Regions from separate parts of the Mus musculus genome. Here regions 2 and 3 are each linked to region 1. Evidence: chromatin loops called from intact Hi-C (ENCODE). Cell type or tissue: heart. All regions are shown on one strand. Links, peaks and the distances in the headings refer to the core of each region. The heading gives the core; the rest is flanking DNA.

The links. Hi-C counts contacts between places; a loop is a spot of excess contacts. Peaks named below come from ENCODE experiments on the same cell type or tissue, not always from the same donor. Only the 100,000 strongest peaks of a DNase experiment are listed, where the experiment ranks them.
Region 2: a loop joins it to region 1, with 3 times the contacts of the local background. A loop is called at or near these places in 22 of 42 quality-filtered maps.
Region 3: it touches region 1 in a loop (5-fold over the local background); 25 of 42 quality-filtered maps call a loop at or near these places.

Annotation. Positions count from the first base shown.
Region 1 is chr3:103,377,307-103,387,701 of GRCm38, reverse strand. No RefSeq gene overlaps it. Among named protein-coding and RNA genes, the nearest start is that of Gm25869, 45 kb to the left of the region's middle. In heart, for the core only: no CTCF peak of the experiment used is centred there; a DNase peak (open chromatin) is centred at 4,341.
Region 2 is chr3:103,165,499-103,175,893 of GRCm38, reverse strand. Dennd2c (DENN/MADD domain containing 2C) reads right to left here. Exons shown (of 19, transcript NM_001384113.1): 18 at 9,395-9,481; 19 at 6,156-8,123. The coding sequence ends at 8,092. It overlaps Bcas2 (breast carcinoma amplified sequence 2), which reads right to left and starts at 4,239. Exons shown (of 7, transcript NM_026602.4): 1 at 4,029-4,239; 2 at 3,854-3,946; 3 at 2,549-2,619; 4 at 1,393-1,554; 5 at 225-275. The coding sequence starts at 4,121. In heart, for the core only: a CTCF peak has its summit at 5,904 (motif pointing right); a DNase peak (open chromatin) is centred at 5,933; H3K4me3 peaks cover 453 bases; H3K27ac peaks cover 914 bases.
Region 3 is chr3:103,183,073-103,193,467 of GRCm38, reverse strand. It overlaps Gm40113 (a long non-coding RNA gene), which reads left to right. Exons shown (of 3, transcript XR_001784063.1): 3 at 4,026-4,175. Among named protein-coding and RNA genes, the nearest start is that of Gm40113, 8.5 kb to the left of the region's middle. In heart, for the core only: a CTCF peak has its summit at 8,835 (motif pointing left); no DNase peak of the experiment used is centred there.

The DNA of each region.
Region 1 (10,395 bases), core at 3,309-5,808:
GTTGGTTGGTTTTGGGTTTGGGTTGGGTTTGGATTGGCGGGGCAGGCGGGGGGGGGGGTTGGTTTTTGGTTTTTCTAGACAGGGTTTCCCTCTGTAGCCCTGGCTGTCCTGGAACTCACTCTGTAATCCAGGATGTCCCCAAACTCAGAGATTGCCTGCCTCTGCCTCCTGAGTGTGCCACCACTCCCAGCTCCTGTTCGTTTTCGAAGCCTGGCTGGCTAGGTCTGTAGACGCCATGTACTGTCCAAGGCTTCCCTAAGACAGCTCCTTCCCTAATTAAGTCATCCACGGCTGGTCTCTGATGTGTGTACTCAAGGACCCAAATAGTAAAGAATCAACAAGGGCTACAGGGAATTGGAGGGCTGGCTGGAAGATTGGATTTTAGAGAACAAGGCAGTAAAATCCAGCTAAGATTCAAGGAATCTGGCAGCTGCTGGCCCTGGGTGGTAAATTGCTAAAATTAAATTATCACTTAGAGTCACCTGGAATAAAAAAACCTCATTCAGGCAAAACGTTGAAGGCCATATTGCTACTCACACAGAGCAAAATGAAAAGCAGGAGTCACAGGAGCTGTTGTGAGTGTGACTTCTCCTACGAAGACTGGATAGATGAAAAAACGAGAAGTTTAAGCCTCTCTTTTCCCACCCGGAGATTTTCCAATAATGAGCAAAACCAACCTCTTCAAGCACAGCCAGGCTTCAACACCTGTTGAATTGATACCCACCCCGCCTTCCAGCTGCGGTGATAGTGGGTCACGTGGTTCAGGGAAGACTGTGACTCCAGAGTCTACTGTAAGGACACTTAACAAGATCTGAAGGACTCAAACTTCCTGAACGTTGAAACACCTGTGTCCTCTGCGTTCGCTTCTGACTAAAGTTCTGTCACTTCCTGCGCATGCGTCCTTGTGGGAGCACTCAGTCTCTTCTCGGTCACTCCCTGCGCATGCGTCCTTGTGAAAGAGCGCAGTCTCTGCTCTGTCACTCACTGCTTTACAGGTTTCTAAAGACAGTCAGACACCAATGTGGCCGGGAAGCAGAACTCTGAGCTTGTTATTACAAGAAAAGTTAAAGGCCCATCAAAAGACTGTCTGAGCCAGGCTTGTGCCTGCAATGCCAGCCCTCAGGAAGCTGAGTGAGACAGAGTCTTAAGTGAGGTCAACCTAGAATATTAGGTGACTCTCAACCATCTAGAACTCCAGTTCTAGCAGCTGATGCCCTCTTCTGGCCTCCGAAGTCACTGCATGTATACACACGGTACATAGGCACACATGCAGGCAACGCCCACATACATAAAATAAACTAAAAGCTAAAGAAAGATGGTTCTGGAAGAAAGCCAGCCAGACTGCAAAGATGGTGGGAGAGAAGCTCTTCTGAGGACAGTATTTTCTCTGCCTAGACCAGAGTGTGTGGTGTGGTGTGTGTGTGTGTGTGTGTGTGTGTGTGTGTGTGTGTGTGTGTGTGTGTAAGGCACATGCCATAGAAGGGAGTGGGGAGCCTCCAGCCTTAGATAAGTACATCTAATCGCTTAGCTGTTATGTATGTTATGTTAGCTATGTTATGTTATGTAGGAGGACTGTCTGAGAGCAGGGAGTTGTCCTATGTCTATAGACTGACTCAAACCTCTTCAAAGTCTCTGTGCAAAACAACAGCCACCACCATCGCCACCACCCCACCCTGGCCAAAATGAGCTAAGGTGCTGACTTCTGCCCACCACTCCCTCCCCACCACCTACCCCTCAAGATAAGCACCATTAAATTGTGGGTGGGTAGGAGGAGGAGCAGATCATGATGCACAAAGGTCTTTAAGCCAGGGCCAGAGTCCTCAGGCTTAGAAATCTATGTTCAGACTCAATGGGTGGCAGCTGGGACCAAGCAGAACCAAAAAGACCTAAGTCTAAGACAATACTAGCCTGGCCTGACAAATCTTGGGACTATGAACCAGGCAGTCTCTTTGCCTAAAATGGAGTTGAGACAGCCTCTGTGGGGTAGGTCAACTGGTAAACATCTTAGATGTGGTAGGTGTCAGCCCCTGAACCTTCTTCCTGTGTATGAAGAATTTGCCACAGGATGGAGGGCAAGAGGAAGAGCCCCTCCTTCCGCCAAGGCCCGTTCTCCCCCCGACTCTGTACCCATAGCATTTCAGGATGTGACACAGAGACATAGGGACAGCTCAGGTTCCACCCAGCCACTCTAGTGTGGCCCAAGATGGGAGGCAGTGTGTTCATTGAGGGACCAGCAGGTCCTGACCAGCTGGCCCTTGTGGTATGTCCCTGGAGAAGTGTCTAACCATTGTGCTTCCCCCACACTCCTGTGCATTCTCCTAGCCTGGTCTCCAGCTTGCCTGCCAATTCTGGACAGACCTAATATCATTCCATTAAATTCTTTTTGCTGCCTTGGTCACCCAGCCTGCTGCTGCCGCTGCTTAGATAAGAAGCGCCACTGGGGCAGTCAGCACAGATGCGGTTTGAAGTTGTGCCTGTGTGGATATGAAGTAAGCTGCAGAGAGAACCCCTGGGAAGGAGGAGACTGGGGTGGGGGAATCTATAAAGGGGAGTAGTGGGAGCTGGGGGTGTGCCTTGGTGGGGGCAGGGGGAGGAACAGCCAATGGAAGACACAGGAAGTGAAGAGACTTGAATACCAAGAAACGCAGTTCAAAGCTCACTATCTGAAACTGGAGTTATTCTGTTTGTGAATAAGGCACAAAGTAGGTCAGTGCCTTTCACACATGCCCTGAGCGCTGTAAGGAGAAAGAGTGACAGGGAGTGGAGATCACAGACGTGGGAAATGTCTTTGAGTCAACTTCATTTCTTCTCATTCTTCTATTGTTTTCTATTTTCATATGTGTGTGGAGCGCATATGTATATATGCATGTTTTGCCTGTATGTGTGTAAATTTGCATGTGTGGGTGCATGTGTGGAGGTTTGTGTAGAGATTCGAGGTTGATGGCAGGAGCCAGCCTCCATTGCTGTCCTACAAGGCAGGGTATCTCAATCAAACCCAGAGCGCTCCCAGACAGCTAATTCTTGCTAGTCAGCTAGCTTTGGGGGATCCCTTGTGCCCACCTTCCATGGCTGGAATCACAGAAGAGCCACCATGCCGGCCCAGCTTTTATGTGGGTTTGGGGGAATCTGAACGCTGGTCCTCACATTTTTTGTGACTAACATGTGAACCTCCGAGCCATTTCCTCGGCCCTCAACTTCATTGCTTGATCTATTTTCTGAGCAGTTGAAATCTTCCAAGGTTTCCCACTAGCCATCATCATATTCTTGAAATTCTTTTCATTAACAATTATCCCATTTAGATTATACATCGTAAAGATGGCTGACTGTGAGCCAGGTCCTTCTATCCCAGCAACTACAGAACCGCAGCGGGAACTTTCCTTTTGTTATCTTTTTTTATTTTTATTTTTCTAATCCAATTGTCTGTTGGTGATGTAAATGTATTCTTCAGTTAATTTTTAGTCTGACAGATTTTATCAAGTGTGATCTCCTCATTGTCAGTTTCATTTAATGATCTTTAAAATAATTTAGGTACAGCCTGAGGTTTTTTTTTTTTTATTTGTTTCCCCAGTAAGCAGCCTTGTTATGTCGAGAGGAGCAAAGACAAGACTGACATGGGGAAAAGGGACCTTGAATCAGAGAAGATTCCTAGGTTCTGTTGTTCAAAAAGAACACCCCTGTCTGAAACAAACACCCACTGTGTGGGGAGCCAGTGAAAACATCTTAAAAAAAAAAAAAAAAAAAAAAACAAAACAAAAAAAAAACTACTGTGTGGAAAGCCAGTGTAGCTTAAAAATGCTAAGACTCTCCTCCAGCGCCACAGCCAATCCTGTCTGAAAACACCCCTGACTCTGCACACAGTCCTTGCAAGGGAGTCCTCAATGCCTGTGTCTCCCTGTGCATCACCCCATTCCTAGGGCCACTAGGACATCAGACTGTGGCAGGGAGGGCAAGCACAGCCCCTGACTCCGGCTGACCTTCTATCTCCTTTTTCCAAATTCTTGGTCAAGGTATTCGTAGATTTTAAAATGTGAAAAAGCAAAGGGGTTAGGTTGTTTGGCAAATGTTTTTTATATTCTTAGAACAGCGACCGAAAACAAAGCAAAACAAAACTTTGTCCAGCAAGTCCCATCTGTGCCATAAGACTTCCCTGCCCCAGCTTAAACACATGACAGGCAGAAAGAAGCCTAAGTGCCCGCTCTAAAAGCTGTCCAAAACACTTCAAACCTTCCTGCTCACCAGCCCGTGAAATCTGCAACTCCCTTCCCTAGCGGCCACCCAGCCTTCGCATCTTTGCAAAGCACTGGCGTTCCGCTCAGTATTGTCCACCAGAGGGCGCCCGTGCTCCTCTGAGAGGACCGCAGACGCGTCTGCCCTCTTGTGTTAATATTACATTCTACTGGCCTCCTATCGCACGGGCTTCAGTTACGCTGCTCCTCCAGGAAGCTCCCAGATGGCTTTGCTTGACTTCTTCCTGGACCACATCTGAGGGTTGGGAGCACAGTAAGTGGATCCACTGCAGTTATCAGATTAAGAACAACAACAAAGGCATTTTTGGCCAAGCGTGGTGGGCCACTGGGATATCTCAGCACTTGAGATAGGGCAGGAGGATCATGAATTCAAGGCCAGCCAGGGCTACATCCTCTGTCTCAGCAAAACCAGGCTGGGGTCTGGAGAGGTTAGGTTAGTGCACTAGCTGCTCTTTCAGAGGACCCTGGTTCAGTTCCCAGCACCCACTGGCATCTCACAAATGTCTGTAACTCCAGGTCCCAGGGATCTGATGTCCTCTTCTGGTCTCCAAAGGCGCTGCACACACAAACGGGCAAAACACTGATTCACATAAAATAAACAAAAACAAGCAAACAAGATCTTTGAACTAAAGACGTAGAAAAAACATCTAGTACGATGGCTCACCGTGTAGTGATGTCGGCCAGAGTGTGTTGGGAGCCGCCCCCACATTCGCCGTCACAAGATGGCGCTGACAGCTGTGTTCTAAGTGGTAAACAAATAATCTGCGCATGTGCCAAGGGTATTTTACCACTACATGTACTCTGCCTTTCCCGTGACGTCAACTCGGCCATGGGCTGCAGCCAATCAGGGAGTGATGCGTCCTAGGCGAAGGATAATTCTCCTTAAAAGGGAAGGGGTTTCCGCCATTCTCTCTCTTGCTCTGCGCTCTGGCGCTCTGGCGCGCTGGCGCTCTGGCTCCTAAAGATGTAAGCGGGGGGCCTTTCGTTTTTGGGGCTTGGGGCTTGCGCTCCTGGCTCCTGAAGATGTAAGCAATAAAGTTTTGCCGCAGAAGATTCTGGTTTGTTGTGTTCTTCCTGGCCGGTCGTGAGAACGCGTTTAAGAAGAGTGTCCAGAGTGTCTCTGAATCCCAAAGTGTGAAGAAAGAACTGATGTCCCAAAGTTGTTCTCTGACCTCCACACATGTGCAGAAACATGTGTGCCCCCGACTAGTGGTGATGATGATGGTGACGGTAATGATAATGATGGTAGTGGTGGCGGCTCAGTGGTTAAGAGCACTGGTTGTTCTTCCAGAGGACCTGGGTTCAACTCCCAGCACCTATGTGACAGCTCATAGCCATCTGTAACTGCAGCTCCGGGAGATAAGATACCCTCACACGGCCATACATACAGGCAAAACAACAATGCCCATAAAGTAGAAGTAAAAAATGAATTATTAAAAAATAATTATTATTCAACATAGAAACTCTGAGGTTTCAGGGAGCCTAACAATTGTTACACAAAGGCGACCTCGTCCAAGAGAACACAGATTGGAACGTTACTTCACATGTGAATGTGGGTTTGAAACTTAGATCAGACGGTTTTCCAAGACATCTTTACTTACTGAGTTTAGGTGTCGGGTGTGACCACTCACCTGTGAAGCGTTTGTATATAACCTCCTGTTTGTATGTCACAATTGTTTGCTCTCTCAGGTTCTCCCTTCTTTGCCCCCCAGGACTGCTCCTTCTGTGCCATTTCTGAGACCTGTCTCTTAGAACCTCAGGCTAAGGGGAACCGAGGAGGACGTGGGGCCATGGCTAACACAGGCTGGCGGACAGATGCCTGGTCAGATGTGCAATAGCCAGCCAGTCCTTAGACTGCTCAGACTCCAGGCAAAGCTCCCAGAGGCCCCTGGGAAACATTCTAGTCCCCCAGGCCATGCCTGACTACCTGAGAAGCAAGCCATCAGGCTGAGCACTTTGGATTCCTGGGGTCTGGGACCACAGGGACAATCCCCACTCTGAGACCCCGGCCCCCTGAACCTGATGAATCCAGCAAGTGCTGCCTGGCTTCCACTAACCTCCAACCTTACTCCAGATCTCCCCAGAGCATCTTGCTCTGCGGAGCAGGTGCCTTAGCACCACACTTGCTGGGTACCCTCCAGGTCAACAGAACTCAGTGGCCTAAAGGTTCTCTCAGCCTAGAGCAGCCCTAGTCTCCCCTAGCGCAGGAGAACCCCTAACCATTCATTTCTTCTGAAAACCCTGTGGGACTGAAAAGCCGCCGTTGAGACCCTTAAATTCTGCAGCGTTCTCATGAGTCTCTCCCATTTAATCCTCAGACTCTTCCTATGAACTAGGTAAGACCTGGTGTTCCTCACAGGCAAAGACTCTCAGACTAGAAACTGAAATTACTCAGGTCTGGGGTTGCAGAAGAGACACAGACCCCAAGACACGTGCTTTCACTCTCACAAAGTGAGAGGAACCCCTGGGGACACAGCTCAGGACTGTCCCCAAGGGTAGGACCGTCGTCATTCAGACACCCTGAGCCAACCCTGGTGGGCACTGGCTGAGCTCCCGGCAGACTCCAGAACCGCTGTAGCCTCTGTAGCAGGATCCATGCAAGGCAGCAAAGCCCACACCCACACCCAGAGTGTGTCCCAGGGCTGAGTTGCCACGGCATTTGATATATTTGAAAAGAAGGGGTCTTTAGGAATAGCCCTATGACCCTTGGTACCCCTTCCCTGGCCTGCTTAGGAAATGACATCTTGTTTCTCTCTCTAGTCACCTCACTCCTCCTTCCAATCAGTGCCTGTCATCAGTCTGCTCAGAGAGTATACAAGGCACAAGCTTGGGGTCATACCAGGTAACCTAAGAGTTTCTGTCTTTTAAGATTTATTTATTTATTATATGTAAGTATACTGTAGCTGTCTTCAGACACTCCAGAAGAGGGCGTCAGATCTTGTTACAGATGGTTGTGAGCCACCATGTGGTTGCTGGGATTTGAACTCCAGACCTTCGGAAGAGCAGTCGGGTGCTCTTACCCACTGAGCCATCTCACCAGCCTGAGTTTCTGTCTTTAGAACCAATCCAGTCACCTTTGGGCTGCCTTGAAGAGGCAAGGGCCCACCCTGAGCACTGCTGGGGGTGGCTTCTGGACTTTTCCTCCCATCCTGTCAGGTTGTTTTCCTAATAGAGATTCACCTTGCCCAGTTAATGAGTCCTAGGCCAAAGAGGGAGTGGAGGCTGACTTTGGGAAATGTCTAGGTCTGACCACCCGCCTCAAAAATGACTCCCAGAAGAATCTGGGCAGGGGGTGGGAAGGAGGGAAGGAATCTACTCCTTGGGGCTGCTTCAGGAAGCACACACCAATGCATCCTTAGTTTGTCTTTAGGGATGCTGGGAAGAGTCTCAGGATGATGGGGGAAGAGGCCAGGAGCATGCATTTAAGCACTGTTCATACCCTGGCCTGACTAATGGTGATCTGAGGTCTGGCTCTGACACCAGGGAAGTTGTTATTGCTGGAAGGAACAAGCCAGTGTTCATCGTGGGACGATTGATCCTGATTGAGGGGAGTGCAGAACAACTTTGACATCCCATCTACTGATTGGCTTGCTGTTCCTGGCCCTTTGAAAACATCTTAGTTACTTCTGTCATGAGCCTTGAAGCCCTGAAGGTATGTGCTAGCTCTAATACATATGAGCCTTAGATGGTTAGCATGCTGTGTGCAGGACGGATGGAGGTAAAGGCTGTAAGGGCCATCTGCGGTGATACTGTCACCCAGTGACTGTCAGGGTTGATGGGTCTGATCTAGCTGCCTGGAAATGGCTCCCCTTCCTGCCTCACTCCTCCTCATATTTCTTTCCCAACACTGGGGAGCCATTGTGCAAGGCAGGCACAGTCAGGGGCCACTCCTCTCCTTTGTCAGTTGAAACTTTATGGTGCAAATTGAGCAAGCATAGAGGCATTCCTGTCCCTAAAAGAGCCTGCTTAGGAATGGGCTAACCCCTATATGAATAGCCACCCTGAATGAAACCACATTCTATCTTTGTTCAGGGAGAGTGTTGCTTTGAAAAATGACGCCCTTGCTCTCCTCACCTGCTGCAGGTGATAAATTCCATTCCGTGTGTGTGTGTGTGTGTGTGTGTGTGTGTGTGTGTGTGTGTGTGTTCCCTGTGTTTACGGTCGCTTTGCAACCATCAGGATTCAAATCCATTGTGTTCATTGATAAAGGTATACAAGGTGACTTCACTCTCCTACTAGAACCTCCAAAAAGAGGCAGTAGGGTAGACAAGGTACAAAATGGAAATAGAGATGCCAGAAGTCTTATTTTTTTAGTTATTGGGGGAAGTGGACTACGCATGTCAAGGTCAGCGGATACCTGAGGGTCAGTTCCCTCCCTCTATCTTTACACGGCTTCCTGAGATAGAACTCAGGTTGCTAGCCTTGCAAGGCAAGCCCCTCTAGCCACTGTGCCGTCTCCATGTCTTGCTAGGCTTTTTATTTTGCTTTTAGTTACCCATGAGACATCCAAGGGTCCAAGTATGTATGAGACCAGTGCCTTCAGCAACAGCAGCTTCTAGGTTTCTATGGCAGACACACACACACACACACACACACACACACACACACACACACACATACACACAGATACACACACACATACACACAGATACATACACACAGATATACACACATACACACACACACATAAACACACACATACATACACACACACACACACACACATATTCTTCAGTCTCCTGTCTAGGTCAGATTTCCAGCACAAACAATACTGTCACCAGAGTTGGCTGTTGACATGGTTATTTCTACTACACTGTAAATGTTTGCAAAGGGCTATGGGAAGAATTTACATATATATACACATACATACATACATACATACACACACACACACATATATATATACATATACAAACACACACACATATATATATATATGTAAATGAATGAATGAGGCACAAGCCTTTGCATATGTGGTTCCCGTTCTGAGTGTGGCTGGTCTCAGATCTGAGATGTTAGTAGTAAAGGCATCCCTTAAGCTACTGATCTTGAGATGTTGCAAGAAACTGTTAAATTTGCTTCCTGGTTCTCTGAACACAGTGAGGTGTAACCTAACTTGTGAGAACAGAGTACAACACATTCCTGTGATAGGTCATAGACTCTCAGCCAATCAAAAGCAGCCAACTGTTCAAACCTTGTTCAAAAAAGGAACTCTCCAGCTGTTACTAATCTAGCTGTCTCAGGGTCCTGGATTTCACATTTGCAACTCACTTCCTGTTCTCTGGCTATAAATATAACCTGCCATTCTGGGGCTGGCCTAGCCTGTGTGTGATGGTTTGTATATGCATGGCCCAGGGAATGGCACTATTAGGTGTGATCCTGTTGGAGTAGGTGTGTCACTGTGGGTGTGGAAGCCAGTATTCTGCTAGCAGCCTTCAGATGAAGATGTAGAACTCTCAGCTCTGTCTGCACCATGCCTGCTTGGATGCTGCCATGCTCCTGCCTTGATGATAATGGACTGAACCCAATTAAATGTTGTCCTTTATGAGACTTGCATTGGAAAAAAAAAAAAAAAAGCCAGACGTGGTGGTGCACGCCTTTAATCCTAGCACTGGGGAGGCAGAGGCAGGTGAATTTCTGAGTTCGAGGCCAGCTTGGTCTACAAAGTGAGTTCCAGGACAGCCAGGGCTATACAGAGAAACCCTGTCTCGAAAAAAAAAAAAAAGAGAGAGTTGCCTTGGTGATTGTGTCTGTTTACAGCAGTAAACACCAACTAAGACACTGTAAGACCCTGGAGAGAGGTTTGGGGAGGAGACAGTTTGCCCATCAGAGTGAGGCTCTTTGCTCTAGGCAGCTGCTCAGTTCTAGAATCACAAATAAAGTCAGTAAAGATGTGCAACAGAGCCGGGCATGGTGGCGCATGCCTTTAATCCCAGCACTCGGGAGGCAGAGGCAGGTGGATTTCTGAGTTCGAGGCCAGCCTAGTCTTCAAAGTGAGCTCCAGGACAGCCAGGGCTACACAGAGAAACCCTGTCTCGAAAAACCAAACAAACAAACAAACAAAAAAAAGATGTGCAACAGTGGGTAATCGGGTGCTGCTCCCTGGGGAAGGACTTGCCTAGTTTATATAAGGCCTTTTGGGAGAGCC
Region 2 (10,395 bases), core at 4,444-6,943, 210 kb after region 1:
AGCTTTCATTTTTTGCTATTCCCTGATATCTACCTCTTAGAATATTATGAATTTCTATTTTCCTCAAAAGTAACTATTTTACACACACCAACATACATGATTAAAATTACTTAATAAAAGTTGAATTTTTACTTTCATAGGACTACATAGTATTAGTAGTTTTTCTTCCTCTCTATCAGAGGCTAATCTAAATTTTATTCAAACAGAATAAAAAACCAACTTACCTTAACTTCTGAAGCTCTTTCTGTGCATGTTCAATCATATGAACAAGATTTCTAAAGAAGGAAGAACGCACAGGCACCTTGAAATCTGGTAACGCTGAGGAAGAATTGCCTATTTATATACTAAGCCATGTTTTTCTGCTAAAAATCTAAAATCTGGAGATCTGTGTCTAGAATGTCAGATGATTCATAAACATTAGTTTGTTTAATTCAGTACTTAACTGAATTTGATTTTAGCTACTACTAATTTGCAGCAGTTCATAAGCATGCGCACAGCAGTGAACGATTTGGGTTGCTGGCCCACAGCTAAGGCTGCAGGCCCGCTCCACTTAATTTTAGCTCTCCAGTGAGCAGCATAGTTTAGAAGTTAGGTGCTGGGCATTGATCTATTAATAAGCCAGGGACTAACTTTGTGGCCAGGGGAGGCTTTGTGTGCTTAGGCTAGCCTCAAATGTGCAGCAATACTCCTGTGCGCTCAGCTCTTTTTTTAGACTTAAAAGTTGTAAGAGGTAATTGTGAGAGATGTATATGTGTGTGTACAGATACTTCCCCTAGGAGAAACAGTATAGTATTCCTTGATTCTGTGTTCAGGGGAAACTTTATTGCTTTATTTTTTGAGGCAAGATCTCACTCTGGAGCCCGAGCTGGCCAGAAACTCATGGAAATCCCCAGACCTCAGCCTCCTGAGCATTGCTGGACAGAAGGTGAGCGGCCGGCCACCCTGGTCAGGACTTTAAGCAACATGACATGTGAATACGAGAACCCATTATTTAAGCATCTGCCCATTAAGGAGTGCATTCTATCAAGTGATATTCTGCAGATCACCCTCAGAGCTCATTTTCTTATACAGTACAGTGAACGTGGTAGGTAGTTACGTGGATGTAGGATAGCTCAGCATTAGTGAACTCTAAGGTAGGACTCAAGGTAGCCTTTCGTTGGTGTAGTTCTGAGACAATCCCATGTCAAATCTAGCATTCTTGTTATTATTTTGGGTACAGGGTTTGCTATATGAGCTTAGGATGACTAAACTCAAAATATAAGCCAGGCAGGCCCTCCTCCACACCTTAGCTTCCCACACCAACTGCTGGAATTAAAAACATACCACACTTTAAAAGACACTAGCAACTCTGGGTGGGACAGGATAAGAAAGAGAAGGCCCAGCGCCTCTTACTCATTGTACACCTTCCAGGCATTGCATCCATGCTGTGACATCAGCTCCAGATTCTCGATCCGGACCGCCTGGTGCTCCAACTGAGCCATAGAATTGTTTACACATTCTTGCCATGCAGTAATGTCATTTTTTTGACCTGAGGAAGGGGCTGGAAGTTCATATCTGAAATTACATAACAAACAAACCAATGTATCTTTCAAAGCCTTCATCACTCCTTCCAACAGAATTCTCATGGACATATGCCCACTACATAAAGACAAAGACACAAATTATCAACTCCCGACCACACATGCACAGAGACCAAGGATATAATGTAGATCAGGCAGTACAAAGAAACCTGTTAGTTTGGAAACTGATTTACAGATAAAACTAACAAAAAAAACCCTATTTCCATAAATGTGAACTAGTTAAATGAGCTGTGACAGTCACCAAGACTCTCATGTCTCTTGTTCCTATTTGTCTATCATGACCTTTCTTAGGTAATGTCTAATTATCAGCTTTAAAAAAAAAAAAAAAAAGACTTTTAAAAGATTAATTATTTCATGTATGTGAGTACACTGTCGCAGTCTTTCCACACACCAGAAGAGGGCATCGGATCTGCATTACAGATGGTTGTGAGCCACCATGTGGCTGCTGGGATTTGAACTCAGGACCTCTGCAAGAGCAGTCAGTGCTCTTAACCGATGAGCCACCTCAGCAGCCCTTTAGGCAACTTTTTAAAAAGCTGATAAGCAGTGCTGGAGAGATGGCTTAGCAGTTAAGAGCAGTGACTGCTTTTCCAGAGGTCCTGAGTTCAATTCCCAGTAGCCACATGGTGGCTTACAACCATCCATAAAGAGATCTGACACCTTCTTCTGGTGTGTCTGAAGACAGCTACAGTGTACTTATGTATAACAATAAATAAATCTTTTTTTTTGTTTTTTTTTGTTTTTTTTTTCCAAGACAGGGTTTCTCTGTGTAGCCCTGGCTGTCCTGGAACTCACTTTGTAGACCTTTGCTGGCCTCGAACTCAGAAATCTGCCTGCCTCTGCCTCGTGCGCCACTACGACCGGCTGGTACTCTCTTTTTATTCTCACTTCCTACCCACAGCAGCAAACACAAACACTCTTCCAACCACTGGCAAAGCAGCTGTTACCATAGCTCAACCTCATCTTACCGTTTCATGCTGAGTAATTCAATCGGTTGTCGAGCAGCGAGTCTTTCAAATTCATTTCTCATTATGTCTGTCTGATGCACAAACACCACAAAGAATTAGTAACAGAATCATGCTGAAAATAATGAATGCAGTTTACTGAGATTTTATACTTTGTACTACACATTATAGCGAATCTTTTCCCTTCTCAATCACTACTCAAAAAAAAAAAAAAAAAAAAAAGGATGCTAATATTTGAACCCAGGGCCACTGACACATCCCCCAGTTGAGGTTAATTCTATCTAGAATCTGAAGAAATAGGCATATTCTTTAATTCCATATTCTGCCCAGGCATGAAAGGAGGTGGACATAGAAGAGTCCACCTCTCAAGGATTAACCCTAAACCAGCAGTTTTCAATGCCCTGTAGTCAGCCAGCTGTGGAACTCTGAAAACAGCTTTAATCCCAGCCCCACGTCACGTTGTAATTCACAACACACAACAGTCTTGAATCATTTCAGGAAGTCTCCGCTGCTGCATGACGAACTGACACAGTGTAAACTGTTTGGGTACAGTGTAAATGGTGAAGTCACATGATGTAACATGGACCAGAGCTTAGATCTGGGACTTGAGTTTTCAATTAATTTCTGGGTTAGTACTTTTTACTCTTGCCAAATTTCTTGCAGCTCCCACATCAGTTATGAAACCCCCACTGAGGAGTCACAACCCAGTTTAAAAACCTGGCATCTAGATCCGAAGTATCACACATCCCTGCGCATGGAGCAGTCTCCTTTCAGCCTGAAAGTGCTTCTAACAACATCTAAGTGGTGTTTTTTGGTTGCACTTGTAGAATAACCACTTAAAAACAGCATGCAGTTAGACATGCTTGTTCAGGCATTCATACACCTGTTAACTATCTGAGACTTGGTACAAAAGAATCTCCCTCCAGGGGTGGCAAAGAGTACAGGTACTTAAGATTATAAATATTAAAATCTCGTGAGTGATACCTGTTCTTGAGTGGACCTTAGAGAATAAAGGGCCCTTTTGTGAAATGTACCATGACTCTTCTACACACACACACACACACACACGGAGGTGCACACTATTAAACAAATCTGCAGAAACTAATGGAGCATTTCGCAGGTTCTTGTAGTACGAAGCCCGTGACATGCGCATCTGGCGGTTTCAAACCGACTCACACCTACATGGCACTCAGTACGAGCTGCAGGCACCAGCTAACTTGGAAGGTGGAGTTCACTTTACACAGCTAAAGCCCTCACTCCCGTATCAAAGTCCGCAAGCCTCCTGGCTTACTTCAAAGGCACACTTACTTCAAAGGCAGAATAATCCGGGGCCGTCAGGTAGCTCAGGTAGTTCTTGGTAGGTCGGTATCTGCGCGTCTCCTCCTCCACCAGGGCCGCCGCCTAAGAACGAGAACAGGCCAGGGTCGCGGCGGGAAAGGGCGGCGTGCCTTCGGCGGACCCGCCGCACATGACCCGCACTCACCGCTTCCCGCACGCCGGGTGCCTCATAGCCTTGGTCAAAATATGGTAGCGCATCTACCACCACCTCTCCGGCTACCAAGCCCGTGCCCGCCATCGCGCGGCACTAGGCTTCAAGAGCGCCTTCTGAGTCTGCGCAGCCTCGGTTCTAATTCCACTGCGCCTGCGCCTGGAATGACGTCACACACGCCGCTGCCTTTGGGGCTTCGATTCGGGCGCACGCGCAGTTGGTAATTATAGCCACTAGGCTCTAAGCCTAAGCATCACGTGCTGGCGTGCCGGGGTGCCTTTCTTTGTATGGGTGCCGTTTTTTTTTTTTTTTTTTTTGAAGGAGTGGGTAGGGCAGACTTCGGAAGAGGTGGTTGCTGGACTTGGCTGGAGGGGAGAAATATATTTTCCACATCCTTTAACCTTCCATTGTTTAGACTCACATAGTGCTGGGCTTCTAGCGCTCCCTTGCTTTATCCTCATTTCGCAGCCGGTCCCTTAAGAATGTTCTTTTATAGAAACTAGAAATGTGCGCCTATTTTCCAATTAAATTTTTAGATCCAACAACCTGAGGGGTGCGGCTCAATGGCAAAACCAGGTCAGTCCGCAGCACTGCAAACACCTCATCCCTTCCATGACTGTAATTATAACTATAAAATGCCTCATTTTAGAAGCTCTGCCTTGGAGTGGAGGCAACTCAGGGGAGAGCTAGAAGCCCAGAAAAAGGGAAACTCACAGGAATATGCTAGGGTGACCATAAGACTTGAAGCAACAGGGGATATAGGACCTGAAATGGCCACCTCCTGGAACCAGGCAAGACTTCCAATGGATTGATGGGGACACCAATCTACCCACAAAACCAAAATTTGTCCTGCTTACAAGATGTGTGGGGATAAAGATGGACTAGAAACTGAGGGGATGATCAAGGCCCAACTTGAGACTCATCCCATGAGAGCAAGCCCACCCCTGACACTATTAATGTTTTGCTACACTTCCAGACAGGAGAGGCTTCGCCCAACAGCTGCTGGAAACAGATGGAAAGATCCACAGCCAAACATTAGGCAGAGCTCTGGGAATCTTGTGGAAGAAGGGGAGGAAGGAATGAAGGAACCAGAAGGGTCAAGGACACCACAAAAAAAGCCATACAGAATCAACTAACCTGGTCCCGCAGGGGTTCACAGAGACTGATCCACCAACCAAAGAGGCTGCAATGGACAGTCCTGGATCCTTACACACATGTAACAGATATGCAGCTTCTGTGGGACCCCTAACAGCTGGAGCAGGGGCTGTCTCTGACTCTGCCTTTGGACCCCCTTCCCCTAACTGGGCAGCCTTGTCTAGCCTCAACAGAAGATAGGCCTAGTCTTACTGCAACTTGCTATGCCAAGGCTGATATCCACGGGAGGCCTCCCCTTCTCTGAGGAGAAAGGGAGAAGATGGGGAAAGGAGAGAAGAGAGGGAGTAGGAGGATAGGTGGGAGGGAAGGCTGTGATCAGATAAAATAATGAGAAAATCTTGCTATTTTTTGTCTTTAGGGCCTATACAAAACCCAATCATTTTTGCCTTTAGGATTTGTGGTAATAAAATATTACTCCACGTTGCCTCTCAACCCCTCAGGCTGTAGTTAGCATACATTCTTTGTAAAATATCTTCCAGACTAAGAGGTAATGAAAAAAAGATTGTGAGACTATATAAGCTATCCAGTGTACGTTCAACCAAGAGCTTTGGAAAAGTTGATCTCGGTTATAATCCTGGTTAGTCTAAGCTGGATTTGAGTATTTACGAATTTACATTGTGTAAATGTGCTGTTTATGGGTTTATGTAAAGTGTGTGTGTTGTGATTTGATAACTGCCTCTCATACATAGGCTTAGGGATTTGAACACTCAGTCCCCAGCTGGTGGCGCTGTTGCAGAGGTTTAGTTACTTTTGCTCTCTGCTTTCAAGTTGCCCTTTGAAAATGTGAACTCTCCCGCTACTGCCTTCATGCTTCTCCACCTGAATTAACTCTCAGCCCTGGAATGTAAGCCAAGGCAAATGTTCTTCTTTAAGTTGCTTGGTCAATGTTCTATCACTGCAATAGAAAAGTAACCACTACACATCTTATGTGCATTTGTTTTAAATTCTCCAAGAGATCTGTGGGAATTTTTTTAAAATGCCTTTATCTGTAAACATTTGATAGAAATATTGAACAATTCTTTTTACAAACGTATTTAGAATTCACAACATTTACAAAAACAAATTACAACAAACTCAAGGAAAGGAAGCAGCTTTAGATCTTAAGAAGGTTAAGACTCTCCCAAAAGCAGTCTCCCTGCAGAGGGACAGTCATGATTGACCACAGTAAACCCTCCTTCCCCATCTTATAAACAACCAGTCATGAATTGTTCCATCGGGATTGGAGTGTAGGAAGAAGGAAAGGAGAGAGCTGTCTGGGAGGAGCTCCCCTGGGTGAGCTGCACTAACATTTGAAAGGACAGACTCAGTTCTCTTCCCTGGACCCATGTGTGGGAACTATATTGCACAGCACCAGTCTTAAATGGATTCATTCAGACACCCTAGTATGAGTGACAATGACAATACTATACAAGTCAGTGAGTTGTATCCCAGTACAACAAACAACACTTTCCAAGTCTGAATGAGTATTTTCCATGCCAGGTAAAGCAGTGGGCAAAGGTTACAGAAAACAACTGACATTTACCACAACATTTCTCACTTATCAATGAAAACTGTACCCTCACTGACAAACTCCCTTTCCCAGGTGCTACTCCTACTTTAGATTTTCAGCATCTGGTTGATGAAGAGGCTTAGGAAACACTAAAAACTCACACCGATGTAAAAATAACCAGTGTGGCAGAGCACACAAAAGGCCCTGGGTCCTATCCCCAGCAGCAGAAGAAGAAACAAAGGAACAAACCTTGTCTAGACCCCCATAGCTTAACGTCTCATCAGAGCCAAAAAGGAAGCTCTGGTGTGCTCCACAGAGAACTTTAAACATCACTATAAAGAGTTCATTTACAGCTGTAGGACTAACCAGCTTTGTATGTGTTCATAAGTCAAGTGTTTGGCTTAGTTCTTTCTTGTATATAACTGGCCAAATTCCTTAGCTTCTCTGAACTCCAGTTTCTTGTAGAATATCATGAAGCTGATCTAAAGCTTGAATAAGATGACATGTAGATTATCACAGTGCTGCAAATTGTAAACACCAAAACTCAGATAGCTATGTCCTTAAAAGGACATTTTAATGTTGGCTCCATTCCATAAAGCATAATGCTGACATATGAGAAGCAAGCTATCCCAGCAGGACACGTGTTCTGAGGAGGCCATGCCTGGTGTCTGCTTTTTTTTTAAAGTTCTAACATGAGTGAAATTCTCCAAGATAGGACATGGGACAAAAGGGGGGTTTAATCAATGGTGACAGTACTGGAATTAGAAAGCACAAACCGTCCACGTATTTAAAGCAATATGATGCTTCAGTGATGAGAATCGTGTGACCATGGTGTCCTCCATGTCTGTCTCCCTAGTACCTGAAACTCTCATTATTCTCCTTATTTCTCTGTCAATCTCATCTTTGCATTGTTTTTAGGAACTCAACACCAAGTATTTCTGAGTCTTCTCCTTGTAAAGGACAACCACAAGCACAAAGCAGAGGCTCTTGCACCCATCAGTAACCAAAGATAAAACACCACTGTAAAATAACGAGCCCAGGCATGGCGGTGCACGCCTTTGATCTCAGCACTTGGGAGGCAGAGGCAGGAGGACCTCTGTGAGATCTTTGAGATTTGTGACATCAGGATTTGAGGCCAGCCCGATCTACAGAACGAGTTCCATCACAGTCAGGGCTATAGCGAGAGACCCTGTCTCAAAAACAACAAACAAACAAAACAGTCCCCAAATCAGAAGGAGAAGAGAGCGCACTGGTTCTAGACTGCTCCCAGTTGGTCTGCAGCAACAGGAGAGTTTTCCAACAGTCTTTCTCCTTTTACAGTCACAGATGTTACAGGACTCTCCCGAGCATCCAGATCCTTGGGAAAACACTGTCGTTGGCACTTCCAGCTATGTTTAGAATGAAGAAAAGATTTCACTTCTTGTGAAGAAATTTCATTTTACTTCCTGGAAAGAGAAAAAAAAAACTTTCACCTTACTTCCTCTTCATCTGCTGTACACCTGAGCCAAGGGACTAACAACCTAGCCATTCAGAATCACCCCGGAGGTTAGCTGCCTTGTTACATGCTCTCAGTGTCACTTCTGAATAAGTGTCTTCCAAAGTCCTATGTGTAAGAGCTTGGTCCCTAGCTTGTGGCACCACTGGAAAGTAATGGAACCTTAAAAAGGTGGGCCCTGGAGGGAGAAGACCTGGCCATGAGTGCCTTCCAGATACTTGGTCCCTTCTTTGCTCTGCTTCCTAGCAGCCAAAACACAAGCAGGCTCTTCTACCTGTGTCTTGCTGCAGGCCCCAAAGCATCAGGACCAATCAGCCGTGGGCTGAAACCCCCCACACTAGGAGCCTAAGTCAGCCTCCAGAACAGAGTCCCAACCTTCCCAACGCAGAGACCATGTATGCTGTGGTGACCTTCTAACCAGAAAATCATTTCTGCTACTTCAGAACTGTAATTTTGCTACTGCCATGAGCTGTAAATATTTTGGAAACAGAGGTTTGCAAAGGGGTCATGACCCTCAGGCTTAGAACCACTGCTCTAGTGCCTCACTTTTATTACTTTAGGCTTTCTGTTCCACTAATGGAAAGCTATTAGTTGATGGGTTTAGCCACTAAAAAAACCCCATGAATGTCTAATTGTAGAGGCGGGAAAGAACTCAAGACATAATCTAACTCAAGTGGTTTTCAATTGGACTGAAGTTTCAAATTACCTGGCTCACTCCCTAGAGAATTCTAAATGCTCAAAAGAGACCTCTCTAAAGTCCCTAAAGATTATCATCTGATCTAATCTAACCCAAGGTGTGGATGAAATCACAGCCTGCGGCATAAATGCCCACGGTCTCTCAGCTAGTTAAGGACAGGGTCTAATCAGGAGCATACATTCCAAAGCCCAGAGTTTAAGGCAATTGTCTTGTGACAGGCACACCACTGTCCTCACATCAGTCCAGAATTTAAAAATCAGAAGGACCCATGTTTATGAAATGCAGAATAAGGCCGAGGCAATCCTCTTCTGCTTCCCAGCCCCCAAGGATTTTAAGTCTGAAGTCCATGGACACCCTAGAATTATATGCAAAATTTATCTGTATATATAAATACATTATTTTCTGGTAAATAGAACTACTTTTTAAAATGTATCCCCAAAGAGTACAACCTAGAGAGGCTTCATGGTCATGACTCGGGGACTTATACCACAAGGTTAATCATCCAATAGGGCAAAGCGACTCACCAAGACTACGTAAAATTCTATTCACCCCGCTGGGTTCCGACTCAGGAATTGTTTCCAAATATTGAAGAGCCCGGACTTCAAACAAACCTACGAAGAAGACATCAGTGAGACTGTTCAACATGCCAGCCTGGAAAACAGTTAAATTAAACCTTTCCTTTTTGTGATGGTTTGTATATGCTTGGCTCAGGGAGTGGACTTGTTAGAGTAGGTGTGTCACTGTGGGTGTGGGCTTTAAGACCCTCAACCTAGCTGTCTGGAAGTCAGTCTTCCACTAGCAGCCTTCAGATGAAGATGTAGAAATCTCAGTTCTGCCTCTCTCATGCCTGCCTGGATGCTGCCATGCTCCTACTTTTGATGATAATGAACTGAACCTGTAAGCCAGCCCAATTAAATGTTGTCCTTTATAAGACTTGCCTTGGTCATGGTGTCTCTTCACAGCAGGAAAATCCTAACACACTTTTCTTTCTCTTTTTGGCAGTGTTGTGGGCAAGCTCTGATCTTTGTACATGCGAGGTAGGTTCTTTACTACTGAGCTAAACCCCAAGCCTAAGATGAGTCTTTTCTTTAATGATCTTATTTTAGCTGTTTACTTAACTTTGTATGTGTTCATGCTTTTATGTATGTATGTGGGGTAGGCATGTGCATGCCACAACATACATGTAGATGTCAGAGGACAACCTGTGGGTGTCTGTTCTCTCCTCCCATCACTGAGCCCAGGAATAGAGCTCAGATTGTCAAGGTTGCTAGCAAGCACCTTCAACTGATGATCCATTTCTGTATCCCTAATCCTGTTCCTACTATAGTATATTATTCTTAAATTAAATACTATTACAGATAATCCCACAGTAACTCAGATATGCCTTGATAGTCTACACATCTTATCTATTATTCAATCCTTCTAAGAATTCACCAAATGTAGTGTTTGGAAAAAAAATGGCACACACAGGGTCACATCGAGTGGCACTATTAGATGTGGCCTTGCTGGAATAGATGTGGGTTTG
Region 3 (10,395 bases), core at 7,829-10,328, 200 kb after region 1:
AAGAAAGGACCAGCATAGCCAAAATAGCTAGATTACATCTGGAAGAGACACAGAAGAAGAGCAGCCCATCCCCTGTGCTGGAGAGTTCAGATATTGCAGCCATATCCTGTGGAATGCTGGAAGAACCTGGTGGCCAGGTGTCCTGACCACACCCTGATACCACCAAGTTCCTGCTTCCCCGTGTAGCTGACAAAAGAAAAATTTCCACTGCCCCACCCCTCCTGCTGAGAAGTACTTCCCCTTTTGCTTGTGCATTTAAGCCTTGAGCCTTGCTGAATACAGTGACACCTTGATGCTTCTCAGACTGTTTACATGTCGTTCCTCGCACTTGGTGTCCGGCTCTCTCTCCCCCCATTTGGTTCTTAGGAGAAGGTCCCCTCGAGCCCCTTGAATAACTGGACCTGCTGGACGGGTCAGCCAGGTCTGCTCTGATAGGTTAATAGGCACCTGAGCTAGCCATTCATCCAATGCTTGAGACGTAACAGAAGGAAATAAAGTCAACATCTCAGATGACAAGATTAAGCCTTGCCACACTTGTCCACTAATAAGGTTTATATTGCAGACTCTTAGTTAAAAATAAATTTGTATATAAATCTAAAGGCACAGCTTCATTGTCTTCCTGCCTCCCAAATGGCTTTGGAGAAATCCTAGGGCATTCTAATTCTTTTGTTTTTAAGACTGGGTCTCACCCAAAGGTGACGAAATACACACTTAATCCTAGTGTAAGACCCAGACCCTCTGTCATGGCGCTTACTTGGAGATGCCCCCGAGTGAGACACAGAGACGCAGATAACAGATTGATGCAAAAGCAAGAGGTTTATTTTCTGGGGGTCAGGGTCAACCCTCAGTCAGTCCCTTGAGGTAAGCCCTGAATGGCTACTACAAGCAGTTTTTATACTTTTTACGGGCACAGGTTACATCAGCAAGGTTACAGTTCAAACTTATTGGCTAAGCATATTGACCTTTAAATCTATTGGCTAGCAAGCATGACACGCATTTGAGCTGTACCTGGGACTTTCCAGAGGGTCAGGTGACTTTTAGTAAGTACATTCTGAGAATTTTTTTACTCAAGAATGTTCCTGTGGGTGGAGAATGGAATTCGGCCTAGCCTTGACTCCAGGCAAGAAGGAGAAGCTGGAAGGAGGGTGTGGGATTGGAAAACCCCTTAGGGTCCCTCACCAGCACTCAGCAGAAGCAGGTGGATCCCTGCGATCCAGGCCAGCCTAGTCTATATAGAAAAAAAATAAATAAATAAAACAAAAACATGGTGTATCACCATGTAGCCCAGGATGGCCGGCAACTTGGGATCTTCCTGTCTCAACTGTTCAGATCATGGGTGTCATTTGTAAATGTTGCTTTTATGTTCTCTGATGGAGTGATGAGATGAGAGTCATATCTAAGTTTTATGAATGCATGGTTTGAGCTGAACCCAGTGCACTGCTATCTAACTATTCCTAGGCCGAGGCCTGGAAGCTTCTAGCCTCCATGCAATCTAATTTTCTGCAAGCTCAGACCTTGAAGCTTCAGCTTCCGCCCTCCATCTGCTAACCTAGACCTAGATTGTTTCAGCCTTCTAGATTTACTTCTAGATTTACTGCTGAGTGAGCTCAGCCTGTCTGGTTCTTTCTGAACTCTGGCTGGCTGGTTCAACTCAGCTGTTCTAAACCAAACTCTTCTCCATGCTGACTGATGAAAACCGGCTTCTCTCAGCTTCCGACTGAATTGTTCTCTTTGGAGACAATTGCCTCTGAACTCCACAAACTGAACTGCACCGATGGCACAAGCTGAACAGAACAGCATGCACTCAACTACATTCAACGGAACTTCACGGAACTCAGCTGAACTCAACTCCCCCTCTCCCCCCAGTCCCCAAACTCTCCCCCTCCACGCACTGACCTTAAATCACCTGTCTCTCCTGCCTGCTTTCATGAGAGCTGAGCATATCCTACCTCTGACTCATTCTGTTAAATCTGTTTCTGATTCGTCACTTTATCTGTGGCTCAATTAGATGTCATTGTTTGGAATTAAATATGTAGATTAAAGATGTATGCTAAAGAAATGTCTATATTTCAGCCTGATTACACAGACCTAGGTCTCTGGATGTAATCCCCTGTAATCCCTTGTCAGAGTAACCATGTTGCTGGATTAAAATTTCTCTATAGTAATTCACTATTGGATAGCCTGATTCTTTTCCTTTCCTTTTCTTTTTCTTTCTTTTCTTTTGTTTTTGATGATTTGTTTGTTTGTTTGTTTCCCAGACAGGGTTTCTCTGTGTAGCCCTGGCTGTCCTAAAACTTGCTCTGTAAACCAGGTTGGCCTTGAACTCACAGAGATCCACCTGCCTCTGCCTCCTGTGTGCTGGGATTAAAGGCACGCACCAATACCACCTGGATAGATAGTTTACATTTTTAGAATGCCAAGCACAAAAGAAAATTCTATAAACTTTCAGTAAGTAGAAAACTGCTCCGTAGGAGGAATCAAGAATCACACTATGTTTTAGAATTTGTCTATTTTATCTATTGTCCTAGAACCTTTTGAATCTGGATATTCATGATGTAGAGTTTGTAAAGTTCCCATGTTTGAAATTCTGCAAGGCATAACGACTCGATAGAACGTGGAGACTGTGGATGTAGCAGACGCAGAGCCAGATCCCACTGGGCGGCATCGGGTTCCCTTTACAGCAACGTCCTTCTACCTCTACATCTGATCTAACGTATTGACAAGTACAACAGACCACATATTTCTACCAACCCCAAAGCCAAGAATGTCCCTCAGTCTACATCTAACACGTCTCAGAATTTTTCACTTCATGCTCACTTTTGTGATGTCCCACCAATGTAGGTAGTAAAAGCTCTGATTTGTGACCTTCTCTTTGCCCTGTCACTATGAAAACTTCATGTAGCCACTTCCTCATTGGAACTATCATTCAGGGCAACTAGAATCCGTGTTTCTGTTCCATTCTCACTTATGTTTGATCCAGAAAAATGCTGATTTATTCCCTTTGAAGTTAGGCCCATGTTTTGCATCAGAAAAAAAAATTTAAACTGTCTTGTTTATATGTTCTTCCCCTCAGCTTTCTCATTTCTTGAACCTAGAGTCTATTGAATATTGACATTCGTGATTGATCTTTCTTTCTTTCTTTCTTTTTTTTTTAAAGATTTATTTATTTATTATATGTAAGTACACTGTAGCTGTCCTCAGATACTCCAGAAGAGGGCATCAGATCTCATTACGGATGGTTGTGAGCCACCATGTGGTTGCTGGGATTTGAACTAGGGACCTTCGGAAGAGCAGTCGGCACTCTTAACCACTGAGCCATCTCGCCAGCCCCGATCTTTCTTATCTTTGCTCTGTTTTCCATATTTTCATTTTGGTTTCATTATCTGGAAGTTTTCTAACTTTTTGCTGTTATAAATTTGAGACAAGGTGTTACTCTGTAGCCAAGGCTACCCTGGAACTCCCAATTTTATGGCATCTGCCTCCAGAGTGTGGGGATTGTAGGCATGCCCTTCCATCTGTGTTATTTTTAGAAAGGGTCTTGCTGACGTAGGAGAGGAGGGCAGAGTGAAGTCCAGAAGGCCTGACAGGAAGGCTGCACAGTTAGCCCACAATGTGATACTCCATATTCATCAAGTACTGGGATAGTCCTCTTGTGCACTGTGTAAAGGTTGTCTTTGTATAATTAAAATGTTGATTTATGTGCCAGCAGAGAGTTGAATAAAGGTCAGAGTTTGGTATTATTATTTTTTTTTTAATTTATTTATTTATTTATTTATTATATGTAAGTACACTGTAGCTGTCTTCAGACACTCCAGAAGAGGGAGTCAGATCTCATTATGGGTGGTTGTAAGCCACCATGTGGTTGCTGGGATTTGAACTTCGAACCTTCGGAAGAGCAGTCGGGTGCTCTTACCCACTGAGCCATCTCACCAGCCCCCTTGGTATTATTTTTACGAAGCATCACCTGTCTCAGTATTTCATAAACATTTTTTTCTCTATCTATCACCTTCTGATTGGTTCAACAGAGAGCTGACTGGCCCATAGTAGGGCAGAGGAAAAGCAGAACATGTGAGCAGAAATAGGAACTCCAGGAAAGAACTAGGCACAGGAGATTCACCAGCCAGACAAGAAGAAAGACCAGATGTTGAGACTGAAGGAGAGGTAACGGGCTATGTAGCAGAATGTATATTAAGATAAATGGGTTGTTAATATGAACTAGTTGAGGACTAAGCTATAAGGCCTAGGCTTCATAAATATATATAAGTCTCCGCGCCATTAGGAAGCTGGCAGGTTGAGACAGTCTGGCAATATTTGGCACCCAGTATGGGGCTAGAAAGCCAAACTTGGGCAGATTCAAGTATTAGGCCAAGCCAGGCACAGAAGGCCAGTAAGCAGCTGGGAAGAAGGTTTCTTAGCAACTGAGCAAGCCAGCAAGTGGTGGGGAGAGGCCTAGAGTGGCTCCTTTAAGAGCCCCTGCTGAGCAGTAAGGCTGGCTTCCCAGTGGGGAGCAAGGAAACAGAGCCTCACTGCACAACCTCTGCAAGATCTCCCAAGTGGAGGTCTGAGGTGGGGAATGGCCCAGCCCAGTGTGGCAGCACATGGGTCCAGGACAGGCATCAGCAAACTGTGGGGACAGGGGACACCCTAAGGAATGCTGCTTCTGTGCTGTGCGGGTCGGCAAGCAATGGCTACAGCCAGAGATGAATGGTAGACAGAGCCCATGAGCTGGTGACACAGCAGGCTGAATAAGTCCCTTCATGAAAGCCTTGCTTTCTCCAGTGAGAACCACCCCTTCCTCCCCTTCTACCCCTCCCATCCCTTCCACCTCTTTTACCCCTTCTCTGAGCAGAGCGGCTGCCAGAGGATAATGGCCTACACCTGTGGAGAGGGCAACCTGTAGAGAACTATAGAGAATTGTAGAGAGCAGGCAGAATGCAGGAACCGGCAAGGGCAGCCTGCTAGACTGAGCCAAGGGACAGAGCCAACTGCCAGACACATGGCGGCCTGAGGAGCCTGCAGACAGACAGACAGAAGGGCTAAAGGAACATTTTCCTGGAGCTGCAGTGTGATTGAGAAGCCTCCAACTTCTGAAAGGGTAAGGTATTAAGTTGGAAAACAGTGTAAGAGAAAAGAAACTGGGTATAAAAAAAATCGGGGGCTGGTGAGATGTCTCAGTGGTTAAGAGCACCGACTGCTCTTCTAAAGGTCCTGAGTTCAAATTCCAGCAACCACATGGTGGCTCACAACCATCCGTAATGAGATCTGACGCCCTCTTCTGGAGTGTCTGAAGACAGCTACAGTGTACTTACATATAATAAATAAATAAATATTTTTTAAAAATCATAAAAAGAGCCGGGCAGTGGTGGCACATGCCTTTAATCCCAGCACTTGGGAGGCAAAGGCAGGCGAATTTCTGAAATCGAGGCCAGCCTGGTCTACAGAGTGAGTTCCAGGACAACCAGGGCTACACAGAGAAACCCTGTCTCAAAAAAAACCCAAGGGGGTGGGGAGGAATCATAGAAAGAAATTGTTGTATGTAAGTTTTCACTATCTCACCTATGCTCTGGGAAGTGGGACATGCTACCAGTCCCCACCCAGCTTCCCTTGAGTCCACGGATAACACACACACACACACACACACACACACACACACACACATACACTTGTTCATTTTCAACCTGCCTTCTAGGTACAATTGTTGGGTGCTATTATCTCCCACCTAGAAAAGCATGCCCTTAATACTACTCTTAGCTCTGCACCTTCCACCTGCCCTAACTTTAGTTGGTGAGTTGAATCTAGTCCCTGCTAAATATACCTGACCACCTACCTGTAGGAGCGGCCTGTATGACCACTCTGTCGAGATCTCACATGGATGGTTGATTTTTCTTCATCAGAAGCATGGCGAAAGCTCCTCTCCTCCCTTGTCTCTCTGATTGTCCCCTGGAAGTCCTGTCTTATCCCTTCCACTTAGCAATTGGCCCAGGGCTTTTTTTTTTTCCCTGACAGATCAAGAACCAATTGCGACAAGAAATAATTAGTTTGACAATAATAAAGTGAATTTTCCAAAGGAAGGAGAGAGTTAAAGAGATTAAAAAGAGGGGCTGGAGAGATGGCTCAGTAGTTAAGAGTGCTGACTGCTCTTCCAAAGGTCCGGAGTTCAAATCCCAGCAACCACCTGGTGGGTCACAGCCATCCGTAATGAGATCTGATGACCTCTTCTGGTGTGTCTGAAGACAGCAACAGTTTACTTACATATAATAAATAAATAAGTCTTTGGGCTGGAGCAAGCAGGGCTGGAGAGAGAGAGAGAGGGAGAGAGAGAGAGAGAGAAAGAGATATTAAAATAAATAAAGATTAAAAAGAAAATATTGTCTATGTTAAAAAATGGAAAATACATAATAGAGGGCACTTGGACCCTGTATAATTTTGTTTTCATTATCAGCATAGAAATAAGTATATTTGGGGGGTGGGAGAGACAATTCTGTGCTTAAGAGCATTGGCCATTCTTACAGAGGACCCAGGTTCAACTCCCAGCAGCCACATGGTAGCTCACAACTGCCTGTAACATCAGTTCCAGAGGATTCAACCCCTTCACACAGACAAACGTGTAGGCCAAACACCAAATGTACATTAAAAAAAATTATTAAAAAAAGAAAGAAATATAGTTTTGGTAATTATTGCAAATTTATATATTATCTTTTAAAAGAATCACAGTAAAGCAGAATTAGGTAAGAAAAGAGCTGAAAAATCCATGCTAAGTTACAAACAATAGAACAAGATGTACACAATCCTTTGAATCATAGATAATTTTCAGATGAATTCGATCTTAAACTTTATACCACTCCCTTGTGACAAGATGCAAAATGGCAGTCGAAGTCTATTAAAAACCCTAAAATGATTTTTCCAGCTATGATAATGGAATTAGATGCAGATGAAAAATATACAAGGTTTTCAAGAATTTCAATGGTGGCTCATTGGAGGCACTAGACTTGAAGAGCTTTGAAGAAGCAATAATGACCTATGGGTTACATTTACCATATGTAAAATAGATACTTAATAAGTATCTCACACAAAATTGTATAATTCCAAAATATTGGAGAGAAGACCTCAACTACAATGGCTAACATGTGGAAAAATGAAGCTTCAGTAATGGAGCAATGAAATAGAACTAGAGGCATTAATATTGTCAAAGATCAGGTGAAGGTCAATATTCTGAATTAAGAGTAAAGATTGTGTTTGATGATGCCATCTTTTTTTTTTTTTTTTTAAGATTTGTTTATTATTATATAGGTACACTATAGCTGTCTTCAGATGCACCAGAAGAGGGTTTCAGGTCTCATTAGAGGTGGTTGTGAGCCACAATGTTGTTGAGCCATCTGTAATGGGATCTGATGCCCTCTTCTGGTTTGTCTCATCATATAGTCATATATATATAATAAGTAAATAAAATCTTTTTAAAAATCATAAACAGTTTCCTCAATCTATAATTTATTATTCTATGAATGATATTTGACTGGTTGATTCAGATGCAGATGCCTTAGGAAAAAATGTTTAATGAAGTAAGAGAATTTTGCCTTGTTGGGAATTTCAGGTTATTCCTGAAAGAAAAAAAAGGAGATTTCTATTAATTATCTAGGATACAAGATAGATCTACAGAAAATCCGGTTACAGAAGGTACAGATCAGAAGAGAACAGTGATAAACTCTTAATGATTTTCAAAAATTGTTGGGAGATACTAACTGGCTAAAGCCCATAAGTGGATTAACTCAAGAACTAAGCAATCTATTTCAAATCTTACAAGGTGATAAAGATTTAAACAGTCCAAGAAAATTATCAGCTGAGGCTGAGAGAGAATGGCTTTGGTAAGAAAGAGATTATAGGATACTAAGGTGGGCCATTTGGATCTACACTGGGTTGTATTTTAGTTACCCGCCTATTCATTCTCCCACAGGAATTCTTATACAGAGAGATCATATCTTAGAATGGATATTTTTAACATGTAAACAGAAAAAATTTAAAGTCTATGTAGAAAAGGTTTCTGATTTGATTGCAAAGGGGGAGAATAGGACTTTATCAATTAGCAGGAATAAATCCAGCAGAGACTGTGGTGCCTTATGCTAATGCTCAAGTTACTTCATTATGTGTAATCAACGAGGATTGGCAATGAAGCTTGTAATGGTTTGGTTTTTTGTTTTTTTTTTTGAAAGAAATTAACAGCAGATACCCCCAAAACAAGCAACTTCAGTTTCTCAAAAGAACTGGTAAGATTCTTCCTTGTATAGTAAGAGGAACACCAATTTCTAAGCTCCTGCCTTTCATACAATGCCAATAAATGCCAATAAATCAGGGATGGCAGATTATATGTTAGAAAGTACAAGTAAAATAATACAAAGTCTTCAGAAATCAGAACTCTATGTTATACTCATAGTTCTATTGGAGTTTTCAGAAATACTTAATTTAGTTAAGGATTCTCAATATGCAGAGAGCATTGTTTTGCATATAGAAACTGCTGAACTTCTGCCAGATAATTCAGTATTAACTTTGTTATCTATACAACTGCAATAATTAATTCAAAACAAAGATCACTATACAAACACACACACACACACACATACATATACATATTTGATTGAATACAGGTTTGCCAGAACCATTAGCTTTAGAACATGAGGAGATAGATAAGTTATTAATAGAAAATGTAGGGACTGGAGAGATGACTCAGTGGTTAAGAGCATTGACTGCTCTTCCAGAGGTCTTGAGTTCAATCCCCAGCAACCACATGGTGGCTTTCAATCATCTGTAATGGGATCTGGTGCCCTCTTCTGGTGTATCTGAAGACAGCTACAGTGTACTCACATACATAAAATAAATAAACCTTTTAAAAAATAAAGAAAACAAAGTATTAGAGGCTTTGAATTCTCATAAATCACATCATGTAAATAGTAGAAGTTTAAAGAAAAATACTGCTACAATGTGACAACAAGCCAAGGAAATTATAAAGAATTGTCCTACTTGTTCTTTGTATAATCAAGCTCCAATACCTGCTGGAACAGGAATAACTCTGAAGATAATCAAAGAAATGAAATTTGGCAGCTGGATGTGTTTCATTTTGCAGAGTTTGGAAAACTAAAGTATGTGCATCATACAACTGACAACTATTCAGGATTCCAATGGGCTTCTACCTTCAATTCTGAAGAGGCTGATTCTGTAATCACATATTTATTAGAAGTGATGGCTATGTTAGGAATATCTTTACAAATTAAAGTCATAATGCTCTGACATATGTATCTAATAAAATACAGCAATCATTTAAATGTTATAACATAAAGCATATTACTGATATACTTTGCAATCCTACCAGACGAGCAATTGTGGAGTGATCTAACAGGTCTTTAAAGGAAATGCTCACTAAACAGAAGGGGAATGTGAGAACTCTCAAAGATAGGATAAATAATGCTTTATTGACTTTAAATTTTTTTAATGTCAATGAGATAGGTAACACAGCTGCTGAAAACCACTAGATTTTAGATTTTGAATTAAACCAGCCTACATGTTTTAAGTGTTAGCTTCAGAATGGAAGTCAGGAAATGTGTTACATTGGGGGACAGGTTATGTGTTTGTTACAACAGGAAAAGAAAAGCTGTGGATTCCTTCAAAATCAGTGAAGATTAGATTTCACCAGACCTGGACATCTTGGCTGCGGGTAAGAAGGAAGAAACCAAAAAGAAGAACAAAGCATGTGATGTAAACACCAAAACCTCCACCGGGAAACAACAAACTGGCTAAGACAGGAAGATCTGTGACTAGCCAATAAGACTTGTTGGCTACAGAGTTCTCAGGACTTATTATTACATGCCATCTTTTTATATAACATGGATGGAAATTTTTATTAAAGTTTAATTATACAGTCCAAATGGACTTACAAAATTTGATGCCTGGCATGCTCAAATATAGCGCAGAGAATCATCTTTAGCTGATTTGTGCACACTGCACATTCCATACATATGTTAATACAGAAATACATATTACCTTTAAAAGTTTGTGTGTTCTTAGAGCAGAATGACTGGACATCAATGAAGACAACAAGACAAGTAGCCCAGGTGATCCAGCCTTACAGACTGTCTCAGGTCCCTGGCTCCTGTCATGTCGCTACAGCCTTCCACAGACCCTCCAACCCCAGAGAGGTATGTGGCACGAAGCCCTCTCACATGCAAATAAGGTTTCCCCAAAGCTCTCAGACCAAACCAATGAGAAGTACCTGTTGTCAGACCCTTACCGATCCCAAAACTGTATATAAGAATCCTATCCGGAAGGATTAGGTGTGTGAGAACTACTCCGTCTTACACTTGGGAAGAGATCTGCTCTTCCGAAGCACTGCCCGAGGTTCCGCCGCGC